Regions from separate parts of the Homo sapiens genome. Here region 1 is linked to region 2. Evidence: chromatin loops called from intact Hi-C (ENCODE). Cell type or tissue: natural killer cell. All regions are shown on one strand. Each heading gives the region's core, and the rest is flanking DNA. Links, peaks and the distances in the headings are about the cores only. Region 1 holds the start of DTHD1 (death domain containing 1). Region 2 overlaps ARAP2 (ArfGAP with RhoGAP domain, ankyrin repeat and PH domain 2).

Evidence for each region. Hi-C counts contacts between places; a loop is a spot of excess contacts. Peaks named below come from ENCODE experiments on the same cell type or tissue, not always from the same donor. Only the 100,000 strongest peaks of a DNase experiment are listed, where the experiment ranks them.
Region 1: it touches region 2 in a loop (4-fold over the local background); 7 of 110 quality-filtered maps call a loop at or near these places.

The regions. Positions count from the first base shown.
Region 1 is chr4:36,281,547-36,290,276 of GRCh38, forward strand. DTHD1 (death domain containing 1) reads left to right here and starts at 70. Exons shown (of 10, transcript NM_001170700.3): 1 at 70-483; 2 at 2,430-3,045. The coding sequence starts at 213. In natural killer cell, for the core only: no CTCF peak of the experiment used is centred there; a DNase peak (open chromatin) is centred at 4,815; H3K4me3 peaks cover 4,632 bases; H3K27ac peaks cover 6,703 bases.
Region 2 is chr4:36,188,433-36,196,432 of GRCh38, forward strand. ARAP2 (ArfGAP with RhoGAP domain, ankyrin repeat and PH domain 2) reads right to left here. Exons shown (of 33, transcript NM_015230.4): 7 at 5,146-5,215. Among named protein-coding and RNA genes, the nearest start is that of ARAP2, 52 kb to the right of the region's middle. RefSeq lists an enhancer at 1,737-1,786. In natural killer cell, for the core only: no CTCF peak of the experiment used is centred there; DNase peaks (open chromatin) are centred at 1,599 and 4,679; H3K27ac peaks cover 2,989 bases.

The sequences.
Region 1 (8,730 bases), core at 338-8,337, 93 kb after region 2:
CCCATGGTACAGGAACGCCCCTTCTTCGGTCACCTAGTAACTTTTCACTAGTCAACACCAAACTGAATAACCACTATGTTGTGAGAAAGTGCTGGGCTAGCTGACTCGGATCATCTCCTAGAGTTTAGGAGAAATAACAATCACAAAGTTTGAATTTGCAAAACCTTTAGGCTTTGCTGGCAGGAGAGAAAATACCACTTTTGGATCATAAAATGGATATGGAATACATGGGCTCAGGTAAACTGGGCCAAATATTGAAGCAGATTTGGAGACAAAACCAGATGCTAAAGCAGGCACTCTTGGGTGATGACCTTTGTGAGGGGGCTGGTGGGGCCACTTGGATGGCCACTGTGGTCTTTCTGGGTCAGGAACTCAGCAGTGCCCTTCACCAGCTGCTGGAGCACACCTCAGGCACCCTGCGTTCCACCTGCCAGCAGCTGCATGTGCTGCTTGACAAAGAGAATCAATGTGTCTCGAGAAAAGGCAAGTATTCTTTTTTTTAGTTTATTCTTTCTCTAAGAAATATTGATTAGGGCAAGATCTGAGAGGGGCTATGAGTATACCAGATAGGCTAAGATAGAGTTTCTGTCCACAAGAGACTAACAATTTCAAAGGGGAAATAAGTTGAGACAAATGCACAATAATGCCAGGGACATTGGGGCCAGTCCCATTAGAAACACATGAATGAAGTGCTTTTGGACTTCAGAAGCAGTTTAAATCCCATCTGTAGGGTGGGGAATTGAGAAGTTTGCTAGAAAAATGTAGTATTTAAGCTGAAGCTTAAAGAGTGAATTGGATTTATGCAGCAGGAAAGAGAGAGTCGGTAATTTTAGTAGGATCCAAGACTTAGAGACAGGAAAATACAGGCCACTGAGGCAGAGCTAGTAGTTTGTTTTTTATATCAGAATATAGTATTCTATCTCTAGGGTCATTTGAGCTTAGCCTTATTGATTGCAAAATTACTGGGAAGACTGGAGTGGGTTGGGATAGGGAATTGGATCCCCATGCACTGGGGCTGGAGAGGGATTCTTGGGAATAGGTCCAGTTATGGATGTGGAAAAGTACAGTAAGGCAGGAAGAATGTGGAATCTGATGAATATAATCCTAGATAACAACAGTTACTCCAGATAAGCATATAGGTGGCATCATGAAATTCAACTCTAAATAATACAGTATCAAGATAAGTGGGCAGGTTCCATCTATGAGGAAATCCAGGGTAGATGATGTTAAGAAATTCAATCTAAAGGGCAAATAGTGGGCATCAGGGAAATCTGTCTAAAGGCAGCATGACTGAGAAGCCATCAGCTGCAGCCCACAATGAGACCTTTAGCCTCTGGAGGGAGTGGAACATGGTCTTTGGCAATATAACAAGCAAATATATATTCAGAAAAAAACAAGGACTTGGTTACCAGAATAGGAGTTAAAAATAAAGACAAGTTCTCAGGTATAAGACAAAAACAAAACAAAACAAAACACAAGTTGTCAGAACTGGATCCCAAAGAAAAGCCCTGACTGGTGAAGGGATGATTTGGTGATGGCTTTAAAAACACTAAGCTATGGGGCCTTAAATTACCTATTCTTTAGTTCAGAACTGAATTCTAAAGACTAGAGAGGTACTAAGCCTGCAAGAAGTCATCAGGTGACCTCAGTAGTGAGGAGAAGCAGGATGAACAAATAGGAGAGTGGGAAGAATGATGACGGAGTGAGAGATTATATAAGATTTGATCATGCTAAGAGTTTACTTCAGAGTGAAGAAGGTTGACCTGAGTTAGTAGGCTTTGAGTAGCCACTTCAGGTTCCAATCAGAGAATTGGTATGGTCAGAGCTATTCTCTGAAGGACTAATTTGAAAATTTCCAATGCTCACAAATTCATCAGGAGGAATAGTATAAACCTAATCCAATTCTTATAGCAGTAAACTAGGCTCCAAAACAAAGCATCTACATTGGCAGAAATAATGGAGGTATGGTGTTTCTGCCACCCAAGCCTCATCTGGAGTGTTCGCCTAATTTTCAGCCCAGCATTTTAAATGGATCATTGATAAACTATTGTACATCCAGTGGTAAAAGAAGAGTTCTCAAAATCATACCAAATGAAAAACAATTGAGGGAGATGTTGACTTCAGTTCTTATTGGGGGAGCAAGAGGTTATGACATTTGTCTTTAAATATTCGAAGTATCTTTATAAGCAAGAGGGATTAGATTTACTCTTTGCTACCATGTTAAAAATGGTTTGTTGTCAATCCTACAATTGTTAAAAGAGTGACAGTTATACAATTACTTCTCCTTCAGGAGTTTGGCTTAAATGCACAGTAAAGGTCTTTGTAGGTTTCTAAAATTATCTTGCCATGTTTCATTAGATGTCAGTGCAGAAACATAATTTGGTTTAGTTTTGTATTTATTCTTTGTGTGTCCATGTATGTGTGTGTAGAAATCATTACTTTCATAGACTGCCTCATAAAAATAACTGAACATTTGGGGAGCACTGCTGCACTTCTAAAGAAAGAAGAAAAGGAGATTTGTAATTTATGCGGCATGCATGATGAATGTACTCCACAGCAGACAATGTCCTCCATTCAAGATACCAAAGCAGCAGACATTGCTGCAAGAGGGGAACTAAATGTCATAGAAACAGCTACTGTTTCTCCCACAAATGGAGAGGAAAGTCATTACACAAACCAGGTCCAGTTAGAAAAAAATAAAACACATATGAGTTCAGCATTAGTGGAAAAAGAAAACAATACATCACTGAATGGACGTGTACTGGGGCAAGAAGAGTCACAGAATAAAATGTTCCCAGATAATGCAGAAAATGAAGATGATAAACAAATAGAACACATGACTGTTGAGAACATAAATGGCAACAGGGAAGAGACTCATGGCATAATTCAGACAACAGAGACAGAAATTCAAGAGACTTCAGAAAGCCCAAGAGAAGAGATGACCACATCCTCAATAATATGTGATATCTCCAAGAAATATATAAATAGTACTCTTCCCAATGATTCAGAGAATATAAAGCACAAGAATAACATAATGGAAAAGGAGTAAGTAAATGCAATGTGGGAAGTGCTTAAGTATGCCTACTTATATGTGTGTTTCTATAGTTAGTACATGTCTTAGTTCATTCAGGCTGCTACAACAAAACATCATAAAGTGAGTAGCTTTTAAACAACAGATATTTATCTCTCACAGTTCTGGAGGCTTGGAAATCCAAAATCAAGGTGCTAGCAGATTTGGTGTCTGGTGAGGGCTTTCTGGTTCATAGAAGGTGCCTTCTTGCTGTGTCCTCACATGGTGGAAAAAGTGAACAAGCTCCCTTGGGCCTGCTTTATAAAGACATTAATCTCATTCATGAGGGCTCCACCCTCATGACCTAATCATATCCCAAAAGGACCCACCTCCTAATACCATCACCTTGGGGGTCAGGATTTCAATGCATGAATTTTGAGGAGACACAAACAGTTAGACTATAGCAACATGCATAGTATTTCCATTTCATACCTCCCAAAGATATTGTAATCAGTAATTCAGCTTAAATCACTCCTATAAAAATTTATATGGCCACTATTATTAATATTGTTTATTTCTTATAGCTTTAAGAAACAAACACATTACATTTTTTTAAAGAGGAAGGAATTGAGTAGATACGAAAGTAGTTAAAATGAGCAATTGTCCAGATCATGAATACTTTGCAAATTACTACGAGTTCAAATATAATAAGAAAAACTAGAAGACTGTAGGGTGTTAGAAGATTTGGAGAGAATGTTTTAGCCTCAGATTCACTTTATTTATATTCTCAAGAAAATCATTATGAGTTTTAAACCCGTGTCTGTAGAACTCTAGGGATTTTATGGATGAGCTTTGGGAGGTACTTAAAATTGAATGTGTATGTTCAGACCTATTTCATTTCCTTGGATATGGTCTAGAACTGTCATCAGATTCTCTAGGAGACCATAACTTCAAAAAAGTGAGAAAGACCAATCTATTTTATAAATTTTCTCTCCTGTGCAAAGAGGTAATAAGGCCCTATTTGTCCGTATAAAATAAGATATTCACAGACCATATTTTCCCAGACAAACATAACACGCTTAGAAGTGAAAAAAAAAAATATGTGTTTTGGGCATCAGACAAACTTAAATTTCACTTTCTGTTTTATTACATACTAATTCTGTGACCCTGGGCAACTTGCTTCATTTCTCAGCCTAATTTACTTATTTGTAGAAATAATATATACATCCTGGGATTATTTGGTAAGGTCAAATGAGAAAATCACTTAAACGACCTAACACCAGGCCACTTTTTCAGATATTCACACCAGGTAAATGTTAGTCTATTCATTTATTTTAGCTCCAAAAACTCTCACTTTCTTCACCTGTCACTCACTACCATTGTTCCATTACCCCCATCTCTGCTTTGATGTACTGATGCTCTTTCAGGTGTATGATACCATTTTGAGGACTATGATCTTAGGCAAGTCATTTTGCTCACCTTGACCTTAGTTATCTCGCCCATAAAATGAAGAGGTGGTTCTAATTTGGCCGTAATGTTTCTACAGGTCAGAGTCTGATGAATTCTATGGTTGAGGATATTCAGTGCATGATAGATCCACATGATTTGTAAGAATTACCGCTCCAACAAAACAACTGCTAAAGTAGTCTATATGTGGTTACCTGTTTCACTTGAGAAAAACATTGAAGCTCCATATTCTCACATTCAGAAATGACTCAAAGCATCGGTTAATGAGTCATTGCCTGAACTACTCCCTCTAACACCTCCTTTAGGTGTTTCCTGGTTAGTGACTTCCTCTTTGCAGCACCCAAACCAATTGTGCTTGGCTTGTATATTTCAGAAGTTGAGTACTCATTGCAATCCCTCGGCCTAGGAAGCCATCATGCCACATAAAAGATGTGTGTGATAAACAAAACCTCACTCAGAATGTGTTGTCAATTCCCCCGTATAGCTTTCTGAAAGCAACCTATCTCTTCCTAGCTGTCCTGGTGTATACAAAAAGGGAAAATAAGGCTAGAGTAAACCAATGTGATTACAGTCATCGGTTACTTAATGATGGGGACATGTTCACAGAAATGGATGGTTGGGTGATTTTGTCAATTGTGCAAACACTGCAGAATGTGCATACACAAATCTAGATGGTATAGCCTACTGCACGCTTAGTCTACATGGTATAGCATATTGCTCCCAGGCCACAGACCTGTAAAGTATGTTACTATACGGAATACTTTAGGCAGCTAAAACACAATGCTAAGTATTTGTGTATTTAAACATATCTAAACATAGAAATGGTACAGCAATAATACAGTATTATAATTTTTAAGACCACCATTATATGTGCAGTCCATTTTTGACTGGTATGCCTTTATGTTCTATATACCTGTATTTTATTTTTAAAAGTTTTAATTTAAAAATTTTTCTTATTTTTTTTTATTTCAATAGGTTTTAGGGGAACAGGTGGTGTTTGGTTACACGAATAAGTTCTTTAGTGGTGATTTCTGAGATTTTGGTGCACCCATCACCTGAGCAGTGTACACTGTACCCAATGTGTAGTCTTTTATCCCTCACCTCCCTCCCACCCTTTCCCCAGAGTCCCCAAAGTCTATTGTATCATTTTTATGCCTTTGCATCCTCAGAGCTCAGCTCCCACTTGTAAGCGAGAAAATAAAATGTTTGTTTTTCCATTCCTGAGTAACTTCAGTTAGAGTAATGTTCTCCAATTCCATCCAGGTTGCTGTGAATGCCATTATTTCATTCCTCTTTATGGCTGAATAGTATTCCAGGGCATGATATAAATATGTATATGTAACAATTTCTTTATCCACTTGATTGATGGGCATTTGGGCTGGTTCCATATTTTTGCAATTGTGAATTGCGCTGCTATAAACATGAGTATCCATGTATCTTTTTCACATAATGACTTCTTTTCCTCTGAGTAGATACCCAGTAGTGGGATCGCTGGATTGAATGGTACTTCTACTTTTAGTTCTTTAAGGATTCTCCACACTGTTTTCCATAATGGTTTTACTAGTTTACATTCCCACACACAGTGTAAAAGTGTTCTCTTTTCACCACATCCACACCAACATCTTGTTTGTTTGTTTTTTGATTATGGCCATTCTTGCAGGAGTAAGGTGGTATTGCATAGTGATTTTGATTTGCATTTCCCTGATCATTAGTGATGTTGAGCATTTTTTCATATGTTTGTTGACCATTTGCATATCTTCTTTTGATAATTGTTTATACATGTCCTTAGTTCACTTTTTGATGGGATTGTTTGTTTTTTCTTCTGGATTTGTTTGAGTTTCTTGTTGATTCTGGATATTAGTCCTTTGTCGGATATATAGATTGAGAAGATTTTCTCCCACTCTGTTGGTTGTCTGTTTACTCTGCTGATTGTTTATGTTGCTGTGTAGAAGCTTTTTAGTCTAGTTAAGTCCTATATATTTTTGTTTTTGTTGCATTTGCTTTTGGGTTCTTGGTCATGAAGTCTTTGCTTAAGCCTATGTCTAGAAAGGTTTTTCTGATGTTATCTTTTTAAATTTATTTTATTTTATTTTGAGATGGAGTCTTGCTCTTTCGCCCAGGCTGGAGTGCAGTGGCACGATCTCAGCTCACTGCAACCTCCACCTCCCAGGTGCAAGCAATTCTCCTGTTCCAGTCTCCTAAGTAACTGGGACTACAGGCGCCCACCAGCATGCCAGCTAATTTTTACATCTTTAGTAGAGACAGGATTTCACCATATTGTTCAGGCTGGTCTTGAATTCTTGACCTCAGGTGATCCTTCCGCTTCGGTCTCCCAAAGTGCTGAGATTACAGGCGTGAGCCACTGTGCTGGGTCTCTGATGTTATCTTCTAGAACTTTTTTTGGTTTCAGGTCTGATTTTATGGTTTCAGGCCTTGATACATCTTGAGTTGATTTTTGTATAAGGTGAGAAACGAGGATGCAGTTTCATTCTTCCACATGTGGCTTGCCAATTATCCCAGCACCATTTGTTGAATAGGGTGTCCTTTCCTCAGTTTATATTTTTGTAAGCTTTGCTGAAGATCAGTTGGCTGTAAGTATTTGGCTTTATTTCAGGGTCCTCTTTTCTGTTCCACTGGTCTATGTGTCTATTTGTATACCAGTGCCATGCCACATAACTGTATTTTACTGTCTAGCCTAAATCTATTTGACTAGGGCTAAAGAGAATGGAACCATTTAAAAGTCACCTTGTTCTACTTCATCTGTCAGTTGAGAAACATAACTCCTGGAAGAAAAGTGTATTCAGATGGTTTCCAAGGCACAGAGGAGAGTCATTCCTAAAGTTATACAACGCTGGGTCACTGTATCCTCTATTAAACAATGTTTCTCATTTTCTGAATTATTTTTATCACCATCACCAAAGAATACTCAAGCAGAACAATGTGCTGAGTCACTTTCTATTCCTTCTAACTATGAGTTTAGAATTGTAAACATAAATCAATGACCCTCTCTGCAATTTCTACATATTTTTTGGATTTCTATGTTAAATTGTGCTTTAAAATTCTATTTACAAGTAATTGAAAAACGTCTAAAATCTGATTATTTTAGAGCTGGACATTAATGCTATGTTATATATAGATCCTCTTATTTCTCTTCAACATTTCCAGTATTTCAATCATTTCACTGGTATAAATGAGAAGTAGTAAAAAAAGAGGAACTCAAGTTGGTAATTTTAATGTAGAAAATCAGAATTTATTGAGCATACATCTTAGGCCAACACATTATTGTAAGTTTAAATGTTTTATCACATTCAATCTTCACACTGTTATGAATTAGATATTAGTTTCAATTTGTAATGAATAAAGTAACCAGCACTTTTGAATGATTTGAGGAATTATGATATTATATTAAAGAGTTTGGACTTTCACATTAAAGATAGATGGAGCCAATTATCTGGTCTAAAACTTACCATCTGTGGGATCTTTAAAAGAAAGTTAAATTTTCTGAGCCTCAGTGTTTTTATCTGTAAAATAATTATGTTAGTAGCACCTACCTAATACAATAGTTGTGAGAATAGTGTGTAACCTAAAAACTACTTAATAGAAAGCAGCAAAATATTAACTATTTTAATATTAATTATTAATGTGTAAGGTCAAGTAAATAGTGACTGATCTCAAATCTGAATTCAAATCTATAACTCTATAATCCTTGGCAAATTTGATGGTTAAAAAAGAGTAAAATGAATGATCAAAATAAAATTTTGGATTGATTTTTTTGGGGATTATAAGTAATCTTTGCCTAATTACTATGATTAATGATAAATTTACAGTTCTTTTGTATCTTTCTCAGCTTTTCTAAAAATATATAATCATCATCATCATTTGATCTAGTGTGTTTAGACAATTCTAATACTTCATATATGTTTACTCCCTCTCCTCACAATTGAGGAAATTATTCAAGTATTAGTACTGATTTTACCAAGAAACTTCAGCAATCTTCAGCTTCTTATTGTGGAATAATCAATTGCTTAAATAACAATAGTAACAAAAGTAATTATAGCTAATATATATAACAACTATGGTGTACCAGACATAGCTCTAATTACTTAACATGTAATGGTTCATTTAATTCAATTCATACTCCCGTGAGATAGGTATTATGTTATCACCATTTTACCATTGAGGAAACTGAGGCACAGAGAGGCTGAGGATCTTGCCCAAGGTCACAGAGTTGATCAGAACTGGAATTCACACCA
Region 2 (8,000 bases), core at 1-8,000:
AAAGGCTGTGAGGTATACCTTTACAAACATGGTGGTATTTAAATCCGACTTTTAAAAAACCTTAATTTTAACCAGATAGACAAGTGCGTGGGGGGCATTCTAGTCAAAAAGACTAAATAATGGAAGTGTAAGGCAGAGAAATAAGAGGACAACAACATAGAGTCAAAAGATAGGAGGCTGATAACGCATACCAAGGACACATTATAGAAGGTCTGCAATATTAAAAGAGTTTGGATACATCCTTAAGGGATTTCTTTATCTCTTCCCTTCCACAGCGTTATCCTTGGAACCCACACTTTTGAGCAGGTCCCAGATATAACTGATTTGGAAAAAACAGCAAACCATTCCATGCAGGGAGCAAGTACTGAGTTTATATTTCTCCTAGCCATAAATTCCTGCCTTAGCAATTGGTAAGGGACAGTCATCATTAGCATCATGGCATTCTACCAGAAGGATATCCTCTTCTGCTATTTAAGGAGATACACTATATCATCATGGCATTATCTCTGAGTATTTTTTAAGTTTCTTCTCCTTCACTAGCTCTGTTCCAATCTCCCATCCCTGACTTTATTTATCCATCAAAATCCTATCCATTCTTTAATGTAATCTTAAATACCAATGCAATGAAGGCTCTCCTATGTCCTCCCATGCAGCCAAAACTGAGTATGGCAAATGAGCTGTGATTCAGGAAGATGAATGGGCAACCTTATACAGAAAAGAGAGAAGGATGTCAAGAAATAAGCACTTAGTAAACAACTTATTTCTTCTCCTTTTTACTTTATCTTCTCTCCCTATAAAAATCCTTTTCCACTATTTTTTTTTAATTTTCTAAATTAACACATAATAACTGTTCGTATTTATGGGATACATAGTGATGTCATGATACATAGTGATGTCGTGATACATATAAAGTATAATGACCAGAAGAGGTAACAAGCATGTCCATCATCTCAATTATTCATCATCTCTCTGTGTTGGAAACATTCAATATCCTCCTTCTGGCTATTTGAAACTATATTAAATTAGTGTTAACTACAGTCATCCTACAGTGCTATAGAACACTAGGACTTATTCCGCCTCTCTAGCTATAAGTTCCTGCCCTTTAACAAATCTCTCCCTATGTCCTCCTTCTCCCTACCCTTCACAGCCTCTACTATCCTCTGTACTACTTTTTACTTTGGTAAGATTCACTTTGAAAAAAGCTTCCTCATCAGTGAGAATATGGGCTGTTTAACTTTCTGTTCCTGCCGTATTTCACTTAATATAATGTCCTCCAGCTCTACCAACTTTATGCAGAGTAATCTAAAATTTCTCTCTTCCTTTCTTATCTATTCATTTCACTCAATTTCACTGCCATATTTCAAGTCATCAGTAGTCTATGTAACTGTCTTGTAAGCACCATAAACTGTAAAACTGAATTTATTTTCACCTGAAGACTTACACTCTCCTTATATCTGTCCATTAAAATATCAACTCTTCCAGTCCATCTGAAATAGAATGAAGTCATCTTTGACCTTTGCTGGTTCCTTTGCACCCACATAGCTTGCATTCTCCCCACATCTAGAATAAACTTCCTCCCCACCACTCACCAACTGTGAATTACTGTCACATTGGTTTTCTTGAGGTTTCCTGAATATATCACATTTCTACCCAAGCCAGTGCCTTTGCATACACTGTTTGCTCTGCAACGAATTGTCTTCACGCCCATCTGCACATACTTACTGCCTCCTCAACCTTCATATTTCAGCATAAATATATCCTCCTGAAGAAAGCCTTTCTGACCAGCACATTCTCTCAAACCCCTCATCCTCACAGATAACCCTAATTTAAGCTAACAGCAACCTGGATTTTTCCTTTATAACAATTATTCATTGTGATTTAAACGGTGACTTTATATTTACCTGTGTGATCATTTAATTAATATATTCTCCCCAAATAGGCTTCAGGTCATTTATCTACATTCCTCACCACCTTTCATGTAGTTAATACTATAGAAATATTTTCTGAATGAATGAATCCTATGTCTAATCAATCACAATTATAACAATCTCTGATGGCTCATTTTTAATATTTCTTGAAATTCATTTCTTATCACTTCCACTGAGGCTCCACTGAGCCTATACATTAGTCTACATGATAATAACGCCTGGCTTAGTGTAACAGTCTCCTGGTTTGCCTCCCTACTTTCAGTTTGTTTTTCTTCTGAATTTTCCTGCATATTATTTTTCAAATGTCACACAGTTGGAGAAAATCAAGAAAAGGCTCATGGAGGTGAATAACAAGATGGGTCTGATGTTTGCACAGAATGTTGATGGATGGCAATGGCTAGGGAGGCTCAGATGGAAGAACAAAAACACAAGGGGAACATGTAGGAAAAGACATGCTCCAGTTTCCCATAGTGTATACTCAGTCACTGTTTAAAAAGATCATTAGGCAGAGACACATGACATGATTGGCTTAACAAAGGAAACCCTATAAATCCAAGTAGGTTAAAATGGCAATACAAGGCCAAAACTAGACCAATAAGTGCTCTAGAAATTCAGAAGAGGAAGATAAACTCTTTCCATTGTCAGGCAACCTAAGGATGTGGGAAAGGGCACAGCATCTTTGGGGACAGTGTAAGAGCCCCTCTGCTCTAAGTCTGTAGAGACTGAGACCAGACAGCAGGAATTAGAATGCCTAAAAACATTTACAGTTTATCCCCTACGTGATCTGTTTCCAAATTTTAGCTTGCATAAGAATTAGAGGAACTTATAACAACATCCCTCTAGTGAGATAATTAACTATTTGTTGAGGAAAATGTTACCATTAACCCATTTTGTCACTAGAAATAAGTCAAGTAGCACTGTACTGAAAGAAACAGGGACTAAAAAAAGATTATCTTTCTAATAGATCCTGTTAAAGAGAAAACAATTCCTTAAAAAATAACCTACACACCTATAACAAGGATATAGTTAACAAGTAAATATTTCTGGTAGAATAATAGAAAAAAATAATTCCCCAGAGGTGATCAAAATATACTTAACAAGCAAAATACTATGTCACTAAAACCTCAGAATGTTGTAGTTTATCTAATGGCTGATTTATAATCTAGTATGAGATCCCAAGAAAAATCTTGTAATTTTTAACACTGTAGAGCTGATTTTTATATTTGTCTTGCAACAGTACAAGATAAAGACAATAAAGAAAAAAATACTCAAATGACAACAATGCTCAAAATGCCTGTGTTTTTCAGAGTATAAAATTTTCCTTAAGGAAAGAAATTTTAAAGCATCCCTTGAGCCTGTAACACACAGGTATCTAGGGCAAGCCTGTCATTTATCTACCAATTTGAGACAATGAAACGATCACAGGGCAATTCTGCCCACAGCTGGGTGAAAATGGGGGTGAGTTAGATTTCTTTGCAGGGGATAAAATATCAAGGCTGTTTGGATCATGCCATTTTCTGTGATATAATGAAGGAGTCCTTACAGAGACATGATTGGCGGCCTCAAAGAAAGTGGAAGAAACCTAGGGAATGTGTAACTGTGCACGCTACCTCCCAAAGGCCCAACCACATGCTCCTCAAGTGCACATTTAAACATTAAAAGACCCAACTGTTCAGTTCTCATAGCTGTTAACACCGGGTCACCCAGCCAAAATAGTGGCTATGGCCACACCTATGCATCCCTTTTGCTAGAAGAGTCACAACAGAAACTCTCTCTCCTTTTAGGAAACACCAAATCCAGTGTTTCTGTTTTTTTTTTTTTTTTTTTTTTTTTGCCAAAATGTAACCAACCATCTAGACAATAAATGGATGAAGTGTCACAGAAAATAACAACTTAAATTTTTTTAATATTAAGCTAAATGATTTGCAATATCTCATTTTTATATGAACTTTTTAATTTCAAACCAAGCTGCATCATTTTCATTGCATCAATAACTAAAAACGTGAGAGGTCCTCATCTCTTCACTGCAGTTGAGATAAGCTTTAAAAGAACAAACAGAGGGAAAGAGGGAAAAACAGTCCAGTTTGACACAGTTACTAGAAATTATCTCAAATGAAAACAATGGTAGTGCCAGCAACAGTTTTATGGCATGGAAGCCTGTCTCACTCCTGAGTAGTTTTCCTCCTTATTTCAATCAAACCAGAAAAGGTTACAGGTGCTGGAGAAAACCAGCAGTGAGATTCCATCAGCTATAGAGACTACCTTCTACTCAACCTAGGCAACGAATTGTCTTAAGACTCAAATGTACAAGCAAACTAGAAAAAAATAGTAGCTAAAACAGAAAACAGCTTTTAAGGCTGGTCGTGGTAGCTCATGTCTGTAATTCCAGCACTTTGGGAGGCCAAGGCGGCAGATCACTTGAGATCAGAAGTTTGAGACCAGCCTGGCCAACATGGTGAAACCTTGTCTCTACTAAAATTACAAAATTAGCCAGGCATGGTGGTGTGCACCTGTAATCCCAGCTACTCAGGAGGCTGAGGCAGGAGAATCGCTGGAACCCAGAAGGCAAAGGCTGCAGTGAGCCAAGATCCTGCCACTATACTCCAGCCTGGGCAACAGAGCAAGACTCTGTCTCCAAAAAAGAAAAAAAAGAAAATGGCTTTTCAAAAATATTCATCCAACCATCTTGCAAACCTCCAAGAGATGTGTTTATACCGATTTGATGCTCTGAGTCACTGCAAAATGAAACCAAACAATTAACACCTCTCTATATCTTCCATTATTCTCAGCCATAGAGCATGCAATGTGTGTTATGTTGCAGTATGTGTTACTGTCTAAAAGCATATATTCTTCTGTCCTGCAGCAATAAAGAAGCAATATATAAAAAGAAGGCTAAATATCTATTAGAGCCACAGGTATTGCCAATATTAGGGGGTGGAAATCTCCAAATAATGAGAAAATTATGTTAGATTATGAGCTACAAAAAAGAGCATGTGGTTAAATCTTAAAATTAGTGTGTTAAGAGAAAGTACATACTTAAGACAAAAATCATCTGATTTTAATTAACTAAGCATATGGTAATATATTTATTAGTTGCAACTTCAAATTCTTTTCATGTTGAGAATCTACCTCCTATTCTTAAAAACCAAACTGCTTGCTTATTTTACTCTTCGTATGCATAAAAAAGCAATTTTTGAAAACTGTAAAATGTATTTACCTTCTCATTATTGTAGTAAGAAATGCTAAGGCCATCAAATTTCACCCATCTCTTTTGAAACATGCGTTTTCTGCAAAACATATGAAATTGTTATTTTACATTCAAGTAACATGAACTTAGATTGTTAAATTCATTTGTAATGTAACCGTGTAAATATATTATTATTTAATGTTAAACACCATAGACAACAATAGGCTATGATAATACACAGTTTTGGCCATGGCACATAGGAAAAAATAGCATAATAGTACTTTCTAATCAGTTGACCTAGGAATTTTTTGTTAATGACAAAATTAACAGCGTTGTTGCACACATTTGTAAGGTTCGGTGCACAACAAAATGTGGTCAGAAACACTGTCACTGAACCCATTTCTAATAATAAAGATAATCCTTCCACGAAGATAATATAAGCTTTCATCCCTCATTAAGCTTATATATCTATTTTATTTTCCCTTGATTTTTGTTTTAGGGCATAAATATCTTACTAAAATAACAAGGCTTTGTCAATTGGATTTACATGGAAAACATATTGAATTTTGATTAAGCTGAAAAAGACCTGAACAAATATACAGAATCATTTATAAGCATTCAAAATTCAGTGAAAGATTAGTATATTTTTTAAATGATCATATGAAAGGCAAAGGTAGTTTAAAATGGCTACTGACATGAAAAACAAAAGCAAAAAAAGATATCACATGTTGCAGGCTTAAAAGAAAAAATAAACTATTTTTCTGACTATATAAGGAAGAAGTGAAGAACTGTTTTTACTTAGGCTTGCTTTTTATTTTTATTTTATATTCTCCTTCCCTGAAGGCAGACAACCATAGGTACTTTTGGTCTTTAACACAGAAAATATACGAAAACGAACTTCTTATTTTTTAAAAAATTTAAAAAATATTATTTCTAAACAAATATCAACTCTGTCTACCTTGTGCTTTTGCAATTTTCTGAAATGTTTAAAACAAGGAGTTGGCATAACTTTTCTTGGCTCTCAGAAGACAATAGAAAAAGAACTTCAGGAAGTGTAGAGAGCTTGTCTCTGGGCTGGTTCCCCAGCCACACATCTATTATGCAAGTGAAACACAGCAAGCCTCCCAAATTAATTGTTAGCAAATATGTTCTGCATAAGATAAAATTATACCAAATCTGATCAAATATAAAAAATTTTTGAGATTCTTTACTGCAGACAACATTTTCACATATAAGCATTGAATTAATTATGAAGTAATAAGAACATGTAAATTTACATGTAAATATCTTAAAAGCATATAACCACTTCATATTTAATTCTAATTACAGAAAAAAAATATAAAATAAAAATTTTGGCCAGGCGTGGTGGCTCATGCTTATAATCCCATCACTTTGAGAAGCTGAGGTGGGTGGATCACTGGGCAACATGGCAAAACCCTGTCTCTACAAAACATACAGGAAAAAAAAAAATAGCCAGGCATGGTAGCGCACAACTGTTGTCCAAGCTATTTGGAAGGCTCAGGTTGAAAGGATCATTTGAGCCCAGGAGGTGGAAGCTACAGTGAGTTACGACTGCACCACTGTACTCCAGCCTGGGCAACACAGTGAGAGCCCCATCTCAAAAAAATTACTTTAAAAGCATATTACCACAACTGACCACCCAGCCCTCTTTCCATCTTATTTTTCATCTTTCAGCTTCTAGAATTTAACTTTTCTTGGCCTGTCTGCAATGGGTTTTCCTCACTTTGCAACATCCAACAGTGTTAGAGCCATCTGGTTTTTACTTTTTCTAGCAACACAGGGTTCCTTAAATTCTCAGCATTAAATGTTGAAAGGTAAAGAAATATTAAGCAAACACAATAATTATACACTGGATAAATTAGTCACTTTTTGCTCATTTCATTTTATCTCTTCCACACTTAAAGGCAGAGAAATACATACCTTCTAACACAATCCAAACAGTAATTCAGTAAATCAAGATTTTGCTTTGGGACACAACCCACTTCACACTGGGAATGACAGTAAGCTAGAGCTCAATTACATATATAATCTTCCATTTTAAGATAAAAATAATTAACATCTGTGGGGGATAGAGCCCTTAGGGCCTCCCATTACCCCACTATTCCCTTTGCTGACTCCTTATCTTTCAGTTACATCTAAACCAACTACAAAGAAATCCCTTCCCTGATGACCCGATCCAAAGTGGATAACAAAGTTATTCTCTCTCTCAATACCCTCTACTTTTCCTCATAGCACTTAACACAACCTCTAATTTTATATATTTGCTTATTTGCTTAATGTTTGTCTCCCACACCAGGTCTTATGCTTTACAAGGACAATGTTTATTTCCTTCTGTAGGATCAGCAAGTAACACAGAGAGGAATATGGCACTGAAAAAGAATTTGCTGAAGGAATGAGTGACATGATTAAAAGCACAGTCCTTCTGGCACCATGGGTGGGATAACAGACAAATAAAAACTCAAATGATCAGCACTCATATAATCAGCATCTTTTAAAAGAACGGTTGAGGGAATGCAAGAAAACTTCAGAACACGCAGAATTAAATTCAAAGTTTTGAAACCTGCCAAAACATCAAGTATAAAAGGTTTACAACCTATTTTCACATGTCTTACTTAAGATTAACTGCAGCCACTCCAACACTTAAAACTTTCTTAGAATTCCATCACCATCTTGATAGACAGTTTGTGTCTGAGGCATCATCCAGTTACTTAATATTTGTGTCCACAGAAAAAGGAGGAGGGGAAGAGGGAGGGCCGATAGCTTACTCATGTGTTAGGCTTAAGGATCAGTCGAAGATGCAGCATCTGACTAGCTACAACTCCCCTCTCAGGCGCTCATAATGCAAAGGACACACCCTACCACTG